Linked DNA regions of Homo sapiens: region 2 is linked to region 1. A link is a contact called in ENCODE Hi-C data. All regions are on one chromosome and are shown on one strand. Each heading gives the region's core, a stretch centred on a gene start or an enhancer-like site at or near the end of the contact. The rest is flanking DNA. Distances are from core to core; before and after follow the strand shown.

Region 1 (6,263 bases), core at 1,917-4,416:
GTCAAAAAACAGGAGTGGTTGTAAGGACATCCAGAAACAAGAATTTCAAGAAGGGTGTAGTCAATAGCATCAGGTAAGTTATTGAGAAGTCAGGTAAGGTAAACATTAAAAGTAACACTGTGTTTAGACGTCTCAGTCATCAGATCTTAAGTGAGAGAATGAGAGCACAGAACCCAGAATTAGAGTGGGGTAATTTACTAAAGTTCTTACTTAGAAGCTACCAATATAATTATTGAAAATCATTACCAACATTGAATTTGGCATGTCTTTGAACCAGAATCTGACTTGCTAACAACTTATTATCCCTTTCTTATAGATGAGGAATTAGAGGAATTATGTCAGGTAAGGAAACAGACAGAAAGGATAACTGGTTTGATAAGTGTGACTGTGAGGGAAGGAAAGAGGTTCAGTGGTAGCAGGACAGGTAGGAATGGAAGGGGCTGAGAGATCACTGATCTTTTGTTTTCAAAATGAGAAACAGTATGGACCATGAAAGCATTTGCTTCTATTTACTTGCACTAATATTATGGTAATGATAGGAAAAAAATTTTTTTATTCCAGCAAAAAGCATTACCATATAATTTTTCAATTCCCTTGAATTGGGCATAAAGGTCTCTCACTTTGCTGGGTAATGAATAAAAAGGACCAAGGTCATTTGATGATGACTCAACTGTTTTCTTAGCAACATTAATTTCCTCAGATAGGAGAGTGTCTTTGAGCTGTTTACTTCTAGAAAATATTGGTGTCTGGGCCTTCGCATTTCCAGTCATGGCATTTTTTAGATGATCTTTAATACTTTTTCTCCTGTTCATATCTGAACTAGTTCTGACTTTGGAAGAGGACTCATCATTTTGCTGGGGTTGCTCTATGCAATTATGGGGCAGTTCCTCATTCACAGTGTTGTGAGAGGATGACTTCCAATCCCTTTCTTTCATAGAATGATCACCCAAATCATTTGAAGAGTTCTGCAAATTTTCAAAGTATATAGCCTGTGAGGAAGGTACATCATACAAAAGATCAGCTCCAGGTTCAATAGTGACACCTTCATATCCACTCTGGTTCTCTGTGTGCTTATCAGTTTGTAATTCAGTAAGGTTGCCTATGGTAGTAATGCTGAGTTTGTTTTTGATACTTTCCGAGCAAAGATTTTCAGTGGCAAAGTCTGTAGCATGTTTCTTATGTTCAGGGAGTTGCATATATTTTTGTTCCAGGTCGTCAACTTGAGCTATAAAGGAGTTTTCAGTAAAGCTATCATAGTCACCAAACATGTCCACTTCACTGTCATTAGGCTGCAAAGAGAACAAAAACGCTTATGGTCAATTCCAGTTTCATTAAGAATAAAAGCTTCACCAGCCTGGCCAACATGGTCAAACCCCGTGTCTACAGAAAATACAAAAATTAGCCGGGCATAGTGGCATGCTCCTGTAATCCCAGCTACTCGGAGGCTCAGGCAGGAGAATTGCTTGAACCTGGGAAGCGCAGGTTGCGGTAAGCCCAGATCGCGCCATTGCACTCCAACCTGGGCAACAGAGTGGGACTCTGTCTCAAAAAAACCAAAACAAACAAACAAACAAAACCCCCAAAAAACACTTCAGCCTAGGGCTGTACCAAGTATATAATTATATGGTCACATATGGATCACAGACCTATATGTAAATAGATATCTTACAGCTGAAGAAATGGAGGCCCAAAGAGGTTAAATTACTTGCCTAAACAGCAGGTTCAGGAGTGTTACGATGATACTGAGATTCTAATTTTTGAGACAGGGTCTGGCTCTGTCACCCAGGCTGGAGCACAGTGGCTCCAGCCACTGCACGATCACAGCTCACTGCAGTCTTGACATCCTGGGCTCAAGCGATCCTCCTGCCTCAGCCTCCCAAGTAGCTAGGACTACAGGTGCAGGCCACCACACCCGGCTAATTAAGAAAAAAAAATTTTTTTTTTTTTTTGTAGAGACTGGGTCTCTGTTGCCTAGGCTGGTTTTGAACGCGAACTTCTGGGCTTAAGTGATCCTCCCATCTCTGCCTCCTAAAGCACTGGGATTATAGGCATGAGCCACTGCACACGGCCAGATTGTAATTCTTAAAGCTGTACTAAAACAGCAGGAAGACTGGTAGACGTCTACTGAAATGTCAGCGCATTCGAAGTTTCTGATAACTGCAGCGCTTCCCTCCCAGACTACAATCTACAGTGACTGGCCTCTAACAGAAACATGGTTGTACCACTAGACACTCCAAGGAGTTCCTAGGAATTTGGAATTGAGACTGAGAAACTGAATACTGACTTGGAGTGGTCTGCTACACAGAAGACACACAAACCTGGAGGCAGCAATATAGTAAAGTGATTAAGACAACAGGATTTGGAGCAAGAACTGTACTATCTCAACTTTTCAGGGCCTGATTACTGTCGTAAAATCTAGATAATATAACTAGCTTAACATAACGGGTCTTCAATAAACAGCAGATTTTATTTGTACAGTAGGAGCTGCAGTTATCTGGAAGCCTAGATTTGTGTCTCAGTCATGCCACTTAACTGCTGCGTGCACAACTTTTATGTCTCGGGGTTTACATTTCATATTTATATAGAAATGTAAATAACAAGGCAATCAATACCTCCTAAGTGCCGATTAACAGTGGTAACGAAGACGAGAGAAGTAAACGAAGGCGATAAAACTGGTCAACTCTTTGCATCTGGGAAGGATGCCAAAAGTTTGCAGTTTCAAGTTCCAAGTCCTCCGTACCTGGTCTCCCACCCCTCTGTCAGTGGGCATGTGACGTAGGAGGTCCGGGTTTGTATCACCACCTCCAAGGACGAGACATTCCGGGGAATCTGAGAGTAGAAGGGGCTGTACCTCAACCGGCAGTACGCCCGCGGTTTTCCGCCTCCTGTTCTCAGCCACCATTTCCTCCTCCTCTTTCCCCTCATCTCCGGGCACGAGCTCGGCCGCGGTGGGAGCGCCAAAAATACACCCCAAGCTTGGACGGTTCCTTTTGGGGAGAGACACCCGCCGGCGGATGCGGGAACCACATTCATCCATGGCAAGGACCCAGGGCCCTATTCAGACGTCGTTCTCAGTGACCCAGACGCTAAGCCCATATGGAAGGGAGAGTGGGACGCCGGAGCCCGCTTCTACATCCACCTTGGGAAAAGACCCCAAGTTAGCTCTCAGGGCTCGCGGACCGGAAGCACGCATAAACTTCTACCCTGTCCAATCATAAGCCTCACGTGACCTGCCGCGTAGGGAGGGCACGAACAGAAAGGTGCTGCGCATGCGTATTGAAAAACCTCACCTACTCTCGCGGGTCCTCAGCGTTCTCCTGCGGAACCTTTGAACGGGGTACTCGAGCCCACAGGGGAAGAGCAGCGGAAGGGGCCTTTCGGAACGATTTGGAACGAAAGGAAGTGGAAGAAACGCGGAACCATGGCCGCTGTGGTTGCTGTTTGCGGTGGTCTAGGGAGGAAGAAGTTGACACACTTGGTAACGGCTGCTGTCAGCCTTACACATCCCGGGACTCACACGGGTAAAGTCTCCATATCCTATGCTCCATTGTAGCGCTGCAGGCATTAACCTTAGTCCTAATGGTTAGAGTCGTCCCTGTTAGCAAAACGACTCTGGTTTCTAGGCGATTAAGTTTCTCCAAGATGGGTGGGAATCTGTAATTGCCTTTGACTGTTTTAGTGTCGTCTAATCCACTCCTTTAAAGTATTTAAACGTATGAGGAAGTTGGAGTGGTTCTTAAAAAGCAGAGACTTTCCTAAGATCTCTGGATAATCTTAGTGAGGAAGGGACATTTCCAGAGTCGCCCAGCAGCAAATTCCAGATGTCTAAGGTCCCCAAACAGAACAAAATTGCATAATTTTTGCAATTTTATCTTCTCTGTGCTTCTCTATAAATTCTTTCTGGGACGGGTCTGTTACTTTCTTTTTGGTATGACAGTGCCTTTCTGTTGCTTCTCCTATAAGAATTTGCATTAAGAATTTTCTCTAACCATGGAATGAAGGGAAAATAAATGTCAGAAAGAGCAGGTATGGGCGGGAAAATATGTTCTTTTCCCCCTAAGCCCTGGAAAGCACACCCATGTTGAGTCTTACTCTGTCCCAAATATAAAAGTTTTTAACCATTCTGAATATAATACAAAACCTTTCTTTAATATCGTGTCCCTTAATTCATCCTGTCTCCATAAAAACAAAAATCTTTAGCTATTCAGCTAAGAAAAAGAAATGGTTAATTGCTGTTTCTGTTTAATCGCAGTGCTTTGGAGAAGAGGTTGTTCACAACAGGTATCCAGCAATGAGGACCTGGTAAGAATTTTTTTTTCTATTAGTAAGGCCTTTGCAAATATGACCAAAATGTTTTTCTTTTTAAAACGAGATCTGGTATTAGACTCTAACATCTTTTATTTTAGCTACTTGAATAGAGTTCTGCCGTAGGACAAAACAATTTGATAATTACTCTGAGTTCAGAAATGATGATGAATTGATTGTAGTCATGTAGTCAGCTGAGTTTTGAAGTAGGGGAATTCCTAGATTAGAAGCAAAGCTGCTATAATACCATATTTTTCTTCCTAGATCTTAAATTTAAGGATATGTGATTTGGGAATTGTTTTTTTTTTTTTTACATAGCCCTTTGTAAGCAAATGATATGGGAATTTTAAAAGGTAGTTTGGGTGAGCAGAATTTTAGATAACTGAAAAGAGACTGTACAAAGCTTAGCTATAGGTTGGCTATAGTATTAACATGGACTTTCTGAAAGCACAGGTTCTTGCTACATGCAAAGGTATTTTGACACTAATTAGACCATACAAAGCACTTGGCACAGAGCTGAAGAGTAGTTACGTGAGCTGAATGTAAATTGGAAAGTTTGAGGAATTGGAAAAAACAAAAGAACTTGTCTAGTTTCTCTGAGCATCTGTCTTGGTAATCTAATCCATGCACCATACTTTAAGAAAGTAAAGGGACATTATTTCTTTTTTAGTTCATAAATCCCACTTTGTCTCTAATCAAAGTTATGGACCCTCTCCACAGAAAAAGGCACACAGTCCCATTCATTTGAAGTTTTGCATACGATTACAGGGAGTCATGGGCTTCAAAGCCATTTCTAGATTAAGAACCTCTATCCTGGAGACAGCCATACTGACTGTAGGAAGGAGGCACTGTGACAAAAGCATTAGAGGCAGTGGTGGTAACAGAAAAGCCAAAAAGACTGATACAAACTTATATAGTAGCCTGGGGTGATAAAGTCAAAGAACCTTTTATTACAGTAAGTCATGGGCCATTATCTGTGTATAAAAATAGTGATAAAATACTTGATAGAGACATGGGGATGGATAAATTAGGGATTGTACTCATTTAAGAATGGCATATGTTATCTATTGTGTTGTAAGTTTCCTTAAATCTAAAAATTTTTTCATTATCTACAATCTGAGCAAAGCATTGGAACACTTTCTTATCAGACATCATTTTTGTTCTGCCATAAAATTTTATTCTATGAAGATTGTACTTTATTCCAGAATCTTCCCATGCGTTAATCCGTAGGCTAAACTAAAACAAAATAAAGTGCTTATACAAAATATGTACACAGTAAGAAAGGTATAACTAATCCTTTGAATGGATTTGAATGTAGAATAGTAACCTTTTAAAATTCAGAATTAACACATCCTATTATCAGACTTTTCGTTTTTTTCCCTAGCCCATTTCAATGGAAAATCCTTATAAAGAACCTCTTAAGAAATGTATCTTGTGTGGAAAGCATGTAGATTATAAGAATGTACAGGTGAGATCTGGTTTTACTTCACTATATTTTAGGGTTTTGCTTCTGATAGATCTGCTTAAAGAGAATCAAGTCAGTTTATAGCAGGCTTTTGTAGAGGTAACTGTTTTAGCAACTTCATAATTTCAAATTTGGTTATAATTCTATGTATAAGCTTATCTCTGCTTTATTCAAGTAAAAGCACCTTGGCTTTCCCCCACTTACTGTTATTTCCACTCTGTTTTTTTCACTACCCCAAACATCTTAATAGCTCCCTGTGGCAGTAATTCTCAATTGGTGAGGGTCAGAACTTTGGAAAAAGCTCATCTGGTGAAGCTGATCTCTTTATCTCACCACCCATATCACTGATTCACATATTACTTATCTCTTGTCTAACTCTCAGCAAGTTAGAAGTTGCAAATTTGGGGCAAGTGAATAGCGCTAGAATTCTGTATGTTGGCTGGGTGTGGTGGCTCACGCCTGTAATCCCAGCACTTTGGGAGGCCAAGGCGGG
Region 2 (6,263 bases), core at 1,046-3,545, 2.0 Mb before region 1:
CATATAAATACATATGTATATATGTACATATATGTGTATATATACACACACACACACACACATATAAATAATCTATTAGATGCTAAGCTGTAGGGGGTTAGCGGGAGACAATACATGGGAATGCTTTCTGGTGATTCTCTTCTCCAAAAGACAGTATGATTCCCAGGTATTAGATGTGTTAGTATCAGATAAAATATCCAGTGGAGCACATAAAATGAAGCAAGACTGAAAATGCACCATAGGAGAAATAAATTCTAAGAATGTAACACTTCGTTAGACAACTGGAAAGTACAAGGCCAATATGCTTAGTAGTTAGAAATGTTGCCCACCTCCAAGAAAACAAAGGATTGACCCGACATGCAGTGGAAGAATGCCAACAAGAAACTTGTTAATCAGTGGCTGATCTCATCTTCACCAGAAAATCTGCTTGAGAGGCATAATATAACGCTGTTTGTAAACCCTGATATCTGTCAAAAGTGCCCTAAGGTCCTCCTCTCTAGCTCCACCACTGCCCCTCACTTAAAAAAATAAAATTACCTTTAATGATAGGGTTTAACAAGCTGCCTTCTTTTTTTCTGTTATGAAAACCTCAACAGCAAATAATTTTTATTTCTTTTTATTAAAGAAAGCAACTCTATATTTGTTCTAAATCTCATGGGACCAGTTATTTTCACCCAAACGGCCAACCAGGTATATACGCTGCTTAACTGTAAACCTCCTTGTTTCTTAGCAGAGGCTTATCGCCATGGTCCAACTATGTTTTAAATTAAGGCATAGCCATCACATGCCAAGCTCTAGCTACTGTTTTCACGAGGAAAGGGCAATTATTCACCCCATCTGAGTGTGACTGTGCCAGACATCATTCAAGAGTGCACCACCCTGATCCCTAGACTCTTCCCCTTTATGCACCCAGTTCAGAGACCCTCCCTTCGGCCATTAGACCATCTGAGCTAAATATAGATCTACACACACCAGCAGTTCCTGACCGTCGTCACATGGTGCTGACGAAGGACTCCTTGGAGACGCGTTCGGCCCAAACACATACACAAATTTGTGTGCATATTCATCTATATACACCATATCCACCGAATTCATCAGGGAGGATGGACACATCTACATTCCGAAGAGAAAATCGCCGTCTAGACAATCTCCTTGTGTTATCTGCCACACTTGTGCCACCCTCGGCAGTGTCAGAGGATTAAGCTACGTTGCTTTTGCCTGAACTGCGCCGATTTGGTTGGGGCAAGACAGCAAGCAGTATTGAAATGGTACGTCCATACACACACACAAAGGCGCGCGCACCCCAGCCCCCGTCTCGCCCTTTTCCCTGGTGCAGCACTTAAGTTGTTTTCACAGCTCCCTTAGAAAGAACCTCCCTTAAGCTGACTGCCCGCGAGGCTCCTAGATACCTCTAGCTCATCTGAGATTCCCCAGGCAGGTGACCCGAGGCGACTCAACTGAGCTCTGGCAAAAGCAAGGCGACTCAGTGTCTCCCAAGTTTGCCAGGTGAACACCGAAGGATGACAGCACATCACCTTGTCGGTGGCGAGTATGTGACTTCTGTTCCCTTGTCCCTTCCTACGAGTCAGACTTTAGATTACATGGCACTGACAACAAAAATAAACAGCTCCCCCTACACACACACGCACACAAAACTGGTCAAGAAGTGGAAGAATCAACCTAGGTATGCACACGAAGGAAAGAAGGGATGAAAAAAATGATGGACGCGATTACAACTCAAGACAAATCCTCAAAAACCACCTATCTCGAGACAGAAGGCCTGGCTGCAGGATCAGGGAGAAAGAGGGAAGGCACAACCCAACCCAACCCAAGCCTGGCCCTGCCCGGGTCCCAGCGGCTCGGCCTCGCACCTGTTGGGGCCGCGGCAGTCCCAGGTACCCGCAGCGGCCGGGCAGGGGCCCTCCCCCGGTCCCGGGCTGTAACTCGGCTCTTGGCGCCCGCGTTCGCGCTCACTCGCCTCGGGATCTCCCGCCGCCTCGGAGCGCACCCGGCAGCCGGTGAAGTCTCTGAGCCCCGCTCGCTCCCCGCGCGGCCCAGGGATCTCCAGGGAGAGCGCAGCGCGCAGTAGGGTCCGGAGTTCCCGCTCCGGGCTGTGGTCCCCCAGCCGGGAGAACAACCCAGCCAGGGAACAACCTACCTGCAGGTGAACTCCGAGTCCTCGGCCTCCCGGCTGCGTGCCGCGCGCCCACAAATGCGACCAAAGGACAGGGAGCTAAAGCGCGCGGGAAGAAGAAAAACAAAATCTGTCTAACCAGTCGGGTTCCTTGTTTATACTGAAACTACGGCAGCCGCCGCCGCGCACGCCCCCCTTGGCTCAGGCGCCTGCCTCCCGCTGCCAGCCCCGCCCCGCCCCGGCAGGCGCGGGCCAATCACCGCGCAGCTCACCGCCCACGCCGCCGCCACCCGGCCCGGCAGGCAAGTCCCAGTGGGCCCCAGACTCCCGCAGCGCGTCAGCCTGGGTGCCCTCCCACGCGGCAGAGGCCCGCGGAGCCCAGCGCAGCGGTGTTTAACAGCGTTGGTCAGGCTGGCTCCGACTGTGCGCGTTTCCTCTTGAGTGCACCTGCCCCGGGCTGTTGTGCAGTCGTGAGTGTGTGTGTGTTCATTCACGTGTATACTATCTGTAAATACCGGCCCGACTCGTTACACAGTATTTATTAACATAATTGTGAGCTAAAGGTTACTGTCCATGTAACTTTCAGAAGAGAGCGGAGAGGAACCACAGAACATTTGCTTAGCAAATAACACATAGATCCTGGTGCTAAGCACTGTGCAAAACGCTGGGGGCACACTTGGCAAAGTAGGCTGGTCTCTGCCATTGTGAAACTTACATAGTCTAGTGGAGGACAGACATTCAGCAAATAATCACCCAAACAAAATGTAGAATTACAGCTGCTAGAAGTTGCACGGAGAGGAACCTGTTCCGTGAAACATGATTCCGGAGGCAAAGCAGGGAGGCTAGTCCTCAGTGAGGGCTGTGTTGTCATGGTAACCACGTACTCACTCCATCATGGGATATTTGATAACTATTTCAGAAAAAAGGTAAAAACCTCCGTACTTCACTTTGTACACATAAAAGGAGGCCAGAGGGAAATAATGATGGAAACAAGGGAAGAAAGAGACCTATGAAAAGAAAAAATTTACAGAATTAGGAGACTCTTACCAACTGTATTTCCTTGAGTAAGTGATACAGCTTTTCTGAGCTTCAGTTTTCTCATATATAAAACAACACTATTCATACCTGTCCTATACTGTTATAATTAAGATTACTGAGGGGGAGGAATCCTTTTCCCTCCTGCTCCATGGGTCCCTCCCCCTCTCCTTCCTGGGGTGGAGTCATTTTGACGCTCACTTTGTCTATTCTTAGCGGATTCCTCTTTCATTTTCTTCATTTATGCCTCCTTTTACTTTTCTTCCTCTTTATGATACTCCTTCCCTCCTTTGTGTAAATAGGACTCCTCTGATTCAGTAATTCACTCTAACCTACTTGAGCCTTTGACTTAACCATAGCTTCTCTGCAGTTTAAATGAGAAGCCATAAGGCCAAGGGAACTTGGTGGGCCAGCCATGCAGAGTGAAACACAGAGGCTGGGTGGCCCTGCCCTGCTGTTGTGGTTGTACTGGTTGGTTGATTTTTCAAGCTCAGTTTTTGCATCCCGATTCTGTAACAAACGAGCCATATGACATTGGGCCAGTCACTTACACCCTTGACATTACTGATCCTGTAGCCAGAAATTAAGAGTTGCAGGGGATTGCTGGCAAGATGGCTGAATAGGAACAGCTCCAGTCTGCAGCTCGTAGCGAGATTCACACAGAAAGCATGTGACTTCTGCATTTCCAACTGAGGTACCCAGTTCATCTCACTGGGACTGGTTGGACAGTGGGTGCAGCCCACGGGGAGTGAGCTGAAGCACGGTGGGGCATCGCCTCACCCGAGAAGTGCAAGGGGTTGGGGAATTTTCTCCTCTACCCAAGGGAAACCATGAGGGACTGAGCCTGAGGAACTCCAGCACAGATACTGTGCTTGTGCCAGTTTTCGCAACCCACAAACCAGGAGATTCCTTCCAGTGCCTACCCCACCAGGGCCCTGGGTTTCAAGCACAAAACTGGGTGGCCATTTGGGCAGACACCGAACTAGCTACAGGAGTTCTTTTTTTTTCCATACCCCAGTGGCGCCTGGAACACCAGCGAGACAGAACCGTTCACTCTCCTAGAAAGGGTTGCTGAAGCCAGGGAGCCAAGTGGTCTGGCTCAGCCGGTCCCACCCCAATGGAGCCCAGCAAACTAAGATCCACTGGCTTGAAATTCTCACTGCCAGCACAGCAGCAGTCTGAGATCAACCCAGGACACTCGAGCTTGGTGGGAGGAGGGGCATCCACCATTGTTGAGGCTTGAGTAGGCAGTTTTACACTCACAGTGTAAACAAAGCCTCTGGGAAGTTGGAACCGGGCAGAGCCTACTGCAGCTCAGCAAGCCTGCTGTGGCCAGACTGCCAAATTTCCCTTCTCTGGGCAGGGCATCTCTGAAAAAAGGCAGCAGCCCCAGTCAGGGACTTATAGATAAAACGCCCGCCTCCCTGGAACAGAGCACCTGGGGAAAGGGGCGGTTGTGGGCGCAGCTTCAGTAGTCTTAAACGTCTGCCTGACAGCTCTGAAGAGAACAGCAGATCTCCCAGCACAGCGTTCAAGCTCTGCTAAGGGTCAGACTGCCTCCTCAAGAGGGTCCCTGACCCTCGTGTATCCTGACTGGGGGACACCTCCCAGTAGGGGCTGACAGACACCTCCTACAGGAGAGCTCTGGCTGGCATCTGGCAGGTGCCCCTCTGGGACAAAGCTTCCAGAGGAAAGATCAGTCTTTGCTGTTCTGCAGCCTCCACTGTGATATCCAGGTAAACAGGGTCGGGAGTGGACCTCCAGCAAACTCCAGCAAACCAGCAGCAGAGGGGCGTGTCAGAAGGAAAACTAAAAACCAGGAATAGCACGTCCACTGAAAAACCCCATCCGAACATCACCGACGTCAAGGACCAAAGGTAGATAAATCCACAAAGATGAGGAAAAACCAGTGCAAAAAAGGCTGAAAATTCCAAATCCAGAACACCTCTTCTCATCCAAAGGATCACAGCTCCTCACCAGCAAGGGAACAAAACTGAATGGAGAATGAATTTGACGAATTGACAGAAGTAGGCTTCAGAAAGTGGATAATAAACTCCTCTGTGCTAAAGGAGCATGGTCTGACCCAGTGCAAGAAAGCCAAGAACCTGGAGAAAAGGTTAGATGAATTGCTAACTAGAATAACCAGTGTAGAGAAAAACATAAATGATGTGACAGAGCTGAAAAACACAGGATGAGAACTTTGTGAAGCATACACAAGTATCAATAGCCAAATCCATCAAGTAGAAGAAAGGATATCAGAGACTGGAGATCAACTTAATGAAATAAAGAGAGAAGACAAGATTAGAGAAAAAAGAATAAAAAGAACACACAAAGCCTCCAAGAAATATGGGACTATGTGAAAAGACCAAATCTACGTTTGATTGGTGTACCTGAAAGTGACTAGGAGAATGGAATCAAGTTGGAAAACACTCTGCAGGATATTATCCAGGAGAACTTCCTCAACCTAGCAAGGCAGGCCAACATTCAAATTCAGGAAATACAGAGACACCACAAAGATACTCCTCGAGAAGAGCAACCCCAAGACACATACTTATCAGATTCACCAAGGTTGAAATAAAGGAAAAAATGTTAAGGGCAACCAGAGAGAAAGGTCGGGTTACCCACAAAGGGAAGCCCATCAGACTAACAGCAGATCTCTCTGCAGAAACCCTACAAGCCAGAAGAGAGTGGGGACCAATATTCAACATTTTTTTTTTTTAGATGGAGTCTCGCTTTGTCACCCAGGCTGGAGTGCAGTGGCATGATCTCAGCTCACTGCAGCCTCCACCTCCCAGGTTCAAGCAATTCTCCTGCCTCAGCCTCCCAGGTAGCTGGGATTATAGGCCTGTGCCACCACACCCAGCTAATTTTTTTTTGTATTTTTAGTAAAGATGGGGTTTCACTATGTTGGCCAGGCTGGTCTCGAACTCCTGACCTCCAGTGATCCACCCACCTCAGCCTCCCAGAGTGCTGGGATTACAGGCGTGAGCCACCGTGCCCAGCCTCAACATTCTTAAAGAAAATAATTTTCAACCCAGAATTTCACATCCAGCCAAACTAAGCTTCATAAGCGAAGGAGAAATAAAATCCTCTA

Evidence for each region. A loop is a pair of places that touch in the nucleus more often than their neighbours do. Pooled maps may share reads with other maps.
Region 2: a loop to region 1 is called in a map of CD8-positive, alpha-beta T cell, with 10 times the contacts of the local background. The contact joins the promoter of RASGEF1B here to the promoter of HELQ in region 1. A Hi-C loop is called at or near these places in 3 of 168 maps with a recorded cell type or tissue (CD8-positive, alpha-beta T cell and naive thymus-derived CD4-positive, alpha-beta T cell) and 7 of 50 pooled maps.

What each region holds. Positions count from the first base shown.
Region 1 is chr4:83,452,657-83,458,919 of GRCh38, forward strand. HELQ (helicase, POLQ like) reads right to left here and starts at 3,167. Exons shown (of 18, transcript NM_133636.5): 1 at 2,741-3,167; 2 at 575-1,289. The coding sequence starts at 3,037. MRPS18C (mitochondrial ribosomal protein S18C) reads left to right here and starts at 3,402. Exons shown (of 6, transcript NM_016067.4): 1 at 3,402-3,521; 2 at 4,253-4,302; 3 at 5,690-5,773. The coding sequence starts at 3,422. RefSeq lists enhancers at 2,415-3,245, 2,674-2,723, 3,064-3,173, 3,160-3,454.
Region 2 is chr4:81,469,612-81,475,874 of GRCh38, forward strand. RASGEF1B (RasGEF domain family member 1B) reads right to left here and starts at 2,296. Exons shown (of 14, transcript NM_152545.3): 1 at 2,159-2,296. RefSeq lists a silencer at 2,228-2,637.